Regions from separate parts of the Homo sapiens genome. Here region 2 is linked to region 1. Evidence: read pairs that join two places in POLR2A ChIA-PET (ENCODE). Cell type or tissue: Caco-2. All regions are shown on one strand.

Region 1 (4,000 bases):
GACTAACACAGTGTAACCCCGTCTCTACTAAAAATACAAAAAATTAGCTGGGCGTCGTGGTACGCACCTGTAGTCCCAGCTACTCCGGAGGCTGAAGCAAGAGAATCGCTTGAACCCAGGAGGCGGAGGTTACAGTCAGCGGAGATTGCGCCATTGCACTCCAGCCTGGTCGACAGAGCGAGACTCAGTCTCAAAAATAAATAAATAAAGTGATGCACTGGAGCAGGTGACCAATGGGGCAGTGAGGCAATGGGGACAATATGAACACAGGCCTGGAGAGAAGTTTCTGAAAGGCTTGGATGCTGGGGTGTGAGGGGGTTCTGCGTGGGTGGGTCCCTGCATTGAATGAGCCGCCGTGCACACCAAGGTAACCATAGACTTGCCTGCCTTTTTCAAGCAGCTGGTTCTTCTCGCAGGGCCCCACCCACCAGCTCCACTCCTGACTCTTCTTCTCCACTCCCACTCTGGCCTCTGACCCATGCAGCCTGGGCCTGAGATGGTCCCTCCCCAAGCTCCTGGTTTCACCTCTGAAACTCCAAGGCTCCACATTGCTGAGATTTTACTATGGCTCCCAGCTGGGTCCCACCTTTGATCTGGCTTCAAAAAATAAAAAGCAGTACCAGGAGAGTAATTTTCCCGACCTGCTCGGGAGGAAGGCAGGCTGGAGGCAGGTCCTGACCAGCCCGGCCCACTCCTGGAGCCTGGAGTCAGAAGCTAGTGGCAGAGGGGGCAGGGGACAGGGGAGCAAAGCCACCTTTCCTCATTAACTTCCTCCCCTTCCTTTCTGGGGCACTGACCTGTCTCTTCCTTCCCTTCCCAGCCTGCCAATCAGCAGGGAAAAGGATGATACAGCTGCTTCCCCCACACCCCTCCTGAGGCTCTCCCCACTCAACCTCTTGCCTCTTGGGCAGCAGTGCCTCAGTCCTCTCTCCACACTGTTCCCCTGGCCTGTCCCTGGGGGGTGGGGACCGAGCACTCAGGGTGGGGCCTGGTAAGGGACAAGTCTGTGCCCCCTGGCTGAGCACCTGAGACATTACTCAGTTGGCTGTCTCAGCGCCAGCTCTGGTCTTGAGGGACTGGACTGAGGGGTGGGAAGGGGAAGGTCCAGCTTTTTATGGGCCTTCCTGCCCACCCCTCTCCGTGGTGCTGCAAGCCCTGGCCCAGGATTTCCGTCTTTCAGCAGCAGCACCTGCCCCTCCCAGTTCAAAGGCTCTGGCTCCTCACCTGTTCTCAGGGTGCTTGCCTGGTCCTTTTAAGTGGTTAGCAATGCACCCCACCCCCACCCTGCTGAGGGTCTGGGCTTCTCCGTGCAGGTGGGGGACCAAGGTGATGGGGCACAGAGTCCAGAAGCGGCAGAAACACCCTTCAACCAGATGAGCTGTCCCCAGTAGGCACAGGGCTACCGCCCTTCCTTTCGGTGGGTAGGGAAGGAGCTGGGGTCTGGCCCTAGAGAAAACTGGCAGCTGGGTTTGGTGGAGCAAGGGCAGAGGGCATGGGGCTGGGGCCGGGCACTTTCCATTTGAGAAATTCCTGTCTCAGCTTTTTAGCTCATTGACTGAGATGAGAGATGGCTGCTAAGCACAAGGGACGTTCTGTTTTTCCGTCTTTATTTTCCTATCCTTGTACCCCGTCAGGTAAGACTCCTACCCACATGCACATTGTGAAAGCATTCCCTAAATATTGGAGCTGGCAGAACCCACTCACTGCCCCCTTCCAGGCCCCTGGGCTTGTCAGGGGTTCTGGCCACTGCTGTGCATTCCTTGTCTGGGCAAAGGAACAGTGAAAGCCCGAGCCCCACTTTCTCCAGGGGGAGGCCCCTTCTGGAAGTTGCCCCACCTCCACTCTCCCCTCGCCTTGCCCTAGGCACCTCTCCCTGACCTGGGGGCAGAGAGGAGAGCTCGGGGAGGGGGAGGAAGTTGGGAGCCACCTCGTCTCCAGGTGGGGCGGGGTCCCAGCAGCGATAACCATCTTCTTGGCAGCTCCAACCTGTTCTATTGGTATTTTTTTTTTTCCTAGAGGAGAAAGGTGAAGGCCTTGGCGGGGAGTTATTCTGGCTCTGAAGTGTCCTTGCAGCTCCCCAGGCCCCTGCAGGCCTTGTGCAAGAGCTGTAAATCTCTCACCACCCACAGGCCTGGGGGGGCCTGCCGCTGGGACTTTCATGTCCGGAGATTTTATGCCTTTGCTCCTCTGTTGGGCTCCATAGCTCCTGCCTGGGGCCTCTCCCTAGCCTGTAAAAATCCAGTCCCATAAATCTCTGCTGCCCCCCAGGAGCCAAGCAGAGTTCTTCCCACTCCAACTCCCACTCATAAGCATCTCTCCCCTCAAGAGACCACAGTGAAGTGGCAAGGTCGAAGCAAAAGGTTTCCAAGAAGGGCAGCAGCTAAATGGGGGTCTTCCTGGGACCTCCTCCGGCATCAGTCTCTGCTTGGGTGGGATTGGACTCTGTAACTGAATGGTCTGTTTCCAGCTTCAATGCTGGAGGGGCTTCTGGGGGTCTCTGGTGGGGAGGCCCTTGGCCTCCACTGCCTATTAGTATCCACCTGAGCCTCCCGAGACAGGTGGCTGTCTGTCTGCCAAGCCCCCAGGTGCATTGGAGGTGGCAGGCAGCCCAGTGACTATGCTGCTTTCCTGGATCAAAATGGGAAACCCAAGGAAAGGGAAAGGCATAACAGTGGCTGAGGCCTGGAGGCTCATGGATGGACTGCACGGTCCAGTGGATTCTGGGGTAAAACACAGTGCTTAACTTCTTAGTCTGATGGGGGAGACTGTGCACTCGTCCAGGACCTGGGCATTGAGAAAGGGGCCAGATTGCCGGCACTGGGTAGGACTCAGGGCAGGGATGATACTGTGCCTGGGAACGTCCCATTAGAGAAGAGGAGCACCAGACTGGCTTGGGAAGGAGGAAGAGGCGAGAGCTGCAAAGGGAGCAGGGTGTCCCCAGCAGAAAGAACAGTTTGTTCACAGGTTCCTAGGAGAGAGGATGTGACCTGGGTGGGGGGACGCCAGCATGTTTGCCAGGAAGGTGAGGAGCCTGGCTCCACCCTTCCTGGAAAGACATGAGAAGGAGAGAGTGGCCTTCATGCTGAAGGTGGGGAGAGGTAAGGTGGGCGGTGGGAGGGAGAGCTCTATGGTGGAAGGGCTTGAGTGGGATGCAGCTGCTCAGGAGAGAACCCAGGCCAAACTCTCACTGACCCTCCTGGCCTACTGGGATCTCACTGCCAGATGAGCAGACATTGGGAAGCCCAGGATCTCTGTTCAAAAGTCATCTCACTCACCCACCCGCATCCCCGCCATGTCCAGATTCTGACTTGCATCCCATCTCCCCATGCCCACTGCCAGGCTGAGCTACTGCTCATGGCTACCATTTATTGAGTACCTACTGCATGCCAGGCACTGCTCCAAGCTCTTTACATGCGTTGACTCATTCAAGCCCATTTTCCCTATGAGATAGGTCCTATAATCAGCCCCACTTTGCAGATGAGAAAACTGAGGCATAGTGAGCTTAAGTAACTTGCTCAAGATCACACCACTGGCTTCACAGTCAGGATTCCAGCCAGGCACCTGGCTCTAGAGCCCATGTCTCCACCTCTGCCCTCTGCTACAGAAGAGGCTTCACCACCAAGGCCCGGGGAAAGGGTGTCCTCTGTGCCTCCTCCCAACTCCTTCAGAGGCCAGTGGGGTTGGCCCTGGACATTTGGAGAGAAGCCTGCCAGTTATCCTCTTTCCACAGGGAGGGGGCAGTTGTAGCCTAACGTTCTGGTGCTTTCTAGGGGTCCTCTGCCTTTTGGGGTATGCTCACCTCAAAGGCAGCATCAGGGACAAGCTCCTGATTCCCACGGGGTGCCCTGCTTCCGCTAGTGCCCAGCAACCATGGGGAAACTGGGCAATAGCAAAAGTGAAACTGACTCAGCCGGTTTCCCACCCCTGCCAAGGGAAATGGGGAGCAGCCTCGGCTGGACAACAACCAATTAGGCACTTTTTATTGCCCACGCTGTCATAA
Region 2 (4,000 bases), 140 kb after region 1:
GGATGAATCTTAAAAACAGTGTTGAGTCAAAAATCAAAACATATATGTGTGTATGTATACATACACACACACACATATATATTATTTTATAAAGTTAAAAACAAGTAAAACTACATAGCATAGTAGTTAGACTTACATAAAGTGTTAACACTTAATTTTAAGAAGCAAGAAAGGGGCTGGATGCAATGGCTCATGACTGTAATCTCAGCACTTTGGAAGGCCAAGGTGGGAGGATCTCTTGAGCCCAAGAGTTCAAGACCAGCCTGGGCAACATAGCAAGACCCTATCTCTACAAAAATAAAAATAAAAAATATAACAAATAAAAGGCAAGAAAAGCAAAACACAAAATTAAAGATACTGGTTATCTATGAGGGAAAGGCAGGAGATTAGATGGAGGAAATATAGTTGTGATATTATTGGTGTTTAAATCTTGAAGAAATATCTTGAGTTGTGTGGTATTTAGGTTATATATATTATAGATATATGTGGTATGTGTATATATACACAGTATATACAGTAAAAGGTACATCTAATAGTGAAGAAATAATAGTAATGAACCTTTATGAGTCAAATAACACCACATCAAAACATGCAGTCAGACTTCTAGAAAAGATGGTAAAGTATGGCTTGATCACAAGTCACTTAACTTCATATCTAATGAAGGGAGCAAAAATCATTTTTAAATGGTGAGCGAAAAGAGTATTATAATTATCAACCACAGTTCCTCCAAGAAAGGAAATAGACCCAACCCATTAACTTTAGAAAGTGACAGCCACGGGGTAGGAGTAGGGGGACAAATAATCTGAACTCACAGAGCACAATGTGGCAGATCTCCTGTCATTTACAAAATTATGAGATTCCAAATTCAAAGGAAAGGGAGCCAAGTATGCCACCGTATTTTTTCCTTCTAACTAGAAGGTGCCTCTGAGTAGAGAGCAAAAAAGGATGGGATGTGAACTGTGACCAAAAAAAAAAAAAAAAAAAAAACAGGTTTTCCAGACCTTAAACAGAACTGGGAGAACTACCCAAAGCCCATGATGATGTTTCCCCATTAGAATGGGGTGCACCCTGGACTGTGGTGGGGCAACATAGTAACTCTAACTTCTTAATGTTTCCTATAAGCACCTGTCTTAGCCTGAGAGTGTTCTTTTAGAAACTATTTCTTGCCTGGGCACGGTGGCTCACGCCTATAATCCTAGCACTTTGGGAGGCCGAGGCAGACAGATCACGAGGTCAAGAGATCGAGACCATCCTGGCTAATATGGTGAAAACCCCGTCTCTACCAAAAACACAAAAAAAGCCGGGCGTGGTGGCACACGCCTGTAGTCTCAGCTACTCGGGAGGCTGAGGCAGGAGAACTGCTTGAACCCAGGAGGTGGAGGTTGCAGTGAGCTGAGATCGTGCCACTGCACTCCAGCCTGGGCAACAGAGCGAGACTCTGTCTCAAAAAAAAAAAAAACCAAGAAAATATTTCTTGTAGTGAAGAAAAATTTATCTTAAGTTTAGCAACTCCCTTCATTTCACTTGAGAGTTTGAGAGGTTTTGCTTGTCTTGATGTGTGTGTGTGTGTGTGTGTGTGTGTGTGTGACTAAATTCTATAAGCTAAAATTTAACCATTTTCATTAAGAAAAAGCCTTTTCAGTATGGTTCCAATTTATAAAACTATTTCTGTCTAACCCACCTAATGTTAATGATAATTCTTGATGGGTAAGATTTGAGATAATTTATTGTTGTCTTTATACTTTTCTTCCTTGCTTGAATTATTTAAAAGAAGCATGTATAGGCTGAGTGTGGTGACGCACGCCTGTAATCCCAGCACTTTGGGAAGCCAAGGTGGGTAGATCACCTGACGTCAGGAGTTCGAGACCAGCCTGGCCAATATGGCGAAACACCGTCTCTACTAAAAATACAAAAATTAGCCAGGCATGGTGGTGCACATCTGTAATCCCAGCTACTCAGGAGGGTGAGGCAGGAGAATCACTTGAACCTGGGAGGCGAAGGTTTCAGTGAGCTGAGATCGCACCATTGCATTCCAGCCTGGGCAACAAGAGCAAAACTCTGTCTCAAAAAAAAAAAAAAAAAGTATGTATTATTTTACAAACACAATTCAGTGTGTATAAAAAGACAGACAGAAACAGCTAGAAACTGTTGGTAACAGTAGCTTACACAGTGAGTGCTTACTGTTTGTCAGGCAATGTTCTTAAACCCTTTACATGTATTAGCTTGAGTCACATAAAATTGCTAATATTTGGCTTTTCGACCTACAAAAATGGTAATTTCACATGGCTCATTTTATATTTATTTCTTTAATCCTTGAATAACCCTAGAGATAAAGGTGGAGGGCTGCTAGAAATGCAAAGAAAAATCAAGTGCCACCGCCTCACAGCGCCCTGCACCCCCGCTCCCAGTCCAGCCCTTGGCCTTGCCCTCACACCCCTCCTTTCAATGTCAGGGTGCACACAGGGCAAGGGATTCTTCTCTGTCCGTCCCAAGATGCCTTAAGAGGTAGCATCAACCAACCCCCTGAGTGCTGAAGGTAGGACATGTGGCCTTGCTGTAACTCAGCTGGAGTCATTTCAGGGTCTTAGCAGGTTCCCCATAAATGAAAGCTGACAGAACACCTTGGGTACACCAGCTTGGGTACAACCCCAACTGAGTCCCCATCCATGTCCCCCCATGCTGGCACTGAGGCAGGCACATTCAACAGTTTTATGTTTATTTTCAGAAAGTGATGAAGACAAAAGGAATATATCCAGACACCACTCTCAGTACAATAAATAGCCTCCCCCATTCAAAAAAAATAAAAAGAAAGAAAAAGAAAAAACACACACCCACACACAACCACCACAAACAATATCTTGCTTCTTGAGATGTGGGCCATTCCCCCCTTTCCAGCCCCTTTTCTCTGATCCCCACTGTGTTTGAGCAGGGGGAGCCCAGGCCAGCTGTCCAAAGTCAGGTGAGTCCTTTCCCTGACCCTGGCGGGCTGATGGTTATAACATACGTGTATTTGTTCTTTTTGGATCAGGGATTAACACACATGCCAACGAAAAGGTTGAAAGTTACTGTACAAAGGAAGAAAGTGGAGTCTCCTGCTCCCATGTCCCACACCTGACCCCTCCCACCCACTAGATGCAAAAAGCTCCTTCATGCCCAAGACTTTCTTGTCTTCTTTTCTCCAGCTGGAAACCAAAAGCAAGACGCAGCACCAGGTAAACGACTGTAGTTAGGGCAGAGGATGGGGCAAGGGGACACCCCTCTCAGGTTTCATCGTGGGCCAGGAAGCATCTGGTGAACCCCAAAATCCTTCTTGAGCCCCACTTCCCCAACCAACTACTAAACAGAGAAGGGCCAGAGGGAGCGGGGGCCTTCTCAGTCCTTCATCCGTTTCCCAAATTAGTCGGTGTCCTCCAACCTAATAACACTGTTTCTGTTCCTTTCATCATGTCATCTGCTCAGTTGGGAAAATAGTTATAAAACTGTCCTTCAGCTTCCTTATCAAAAGGAGAAGGGGCCCCAGCAGGGGAGGAGCTGTCACCACTGGAAGGATAGGGGGACACGCGCCTCCTCTTAGAGTCTCCTTCGCCCAGTCCTGAATCACTGGATTCCGGCCGGATGGGGGCAATCTCAGTCCACACCAAGGGGGGACCCTGGTCCTCTGGTCCCCGTCCCTCTGAGCCTCCAGGGCCGGGTTCCATGGGCAGAGTCCGCATAGGGCGGAACCAGCTGGCCGGGCCCATCTTGGGAGGGTACTGGGGTGCCACAGGCCAGCCAGCTCCAGGTGCCAGGACCTCCTGGCCTCGGTAGTAGGACATGGTGGGCCCAGGGGCAGAGGGCAAGAATGCAGGCTTCATGCTGACTGCTCGAAACTCAGCCTCATAGCTGTGGTCCCGGGGGGCCCCCAGCCAGTAAGCCTGGGGAACCACATCCTTCGCCTGGCCAGGAAGGTCGGGGTAGAAGCGGCTGGGAACAGGATACTGGTTGGGTAGGAGAGGAGAGT

Evidence for each region. Peaks named below come from ENCODE experiments on the same cell type or tissue, not always from the same donor. Only the 100,000 strongest peaks of a DNase experiment are listed, where the experiment ranks them.
Region 2: POLR2A ChIA-PET joins it to region 1 with 7 read pairs; 7 of 35 experiments call an interaction of 5 or more read pairs at or near these places.

Annotation. Positions count from the first base shown.
Region 1 is chr17:47,882,364-47,886,363 of GRCh38, reverse strand. No RefSeq gene overlaps it. Among named protein-coding and RNA genes, the nearest start is that of SP2-DT, 11 kb to the left of the region's middle. RefSeq lists an enhancer at 156-689. In Caco-2, no CTCF peak of the experiment used is centred here; DNase peaks (open chromatin) are centred at 151, 493, 1,073 and 2,013; H3K4me3 peaks cover 629 bases.
Region 2 is chr17:47,744,822-47,748,821 of GRCh38, reverse strand. It overlaps TBX21 (T-box transcription factor 21), which reads right to left. Exons shown (of 6, transcript NM_013351.2): 6 at 2,700-4,000. The coding sequence ends at 3,456. Among named protein-coding and RNA genes, the nearest start is that of TBX21, 14 kb to the right of the region's middle. In Caco-2, no CTCF peak of the experiment used is centred here; a DNase peak (open chromatin) is centred at 3,861; H3K27me3 peaks cover 43 bases.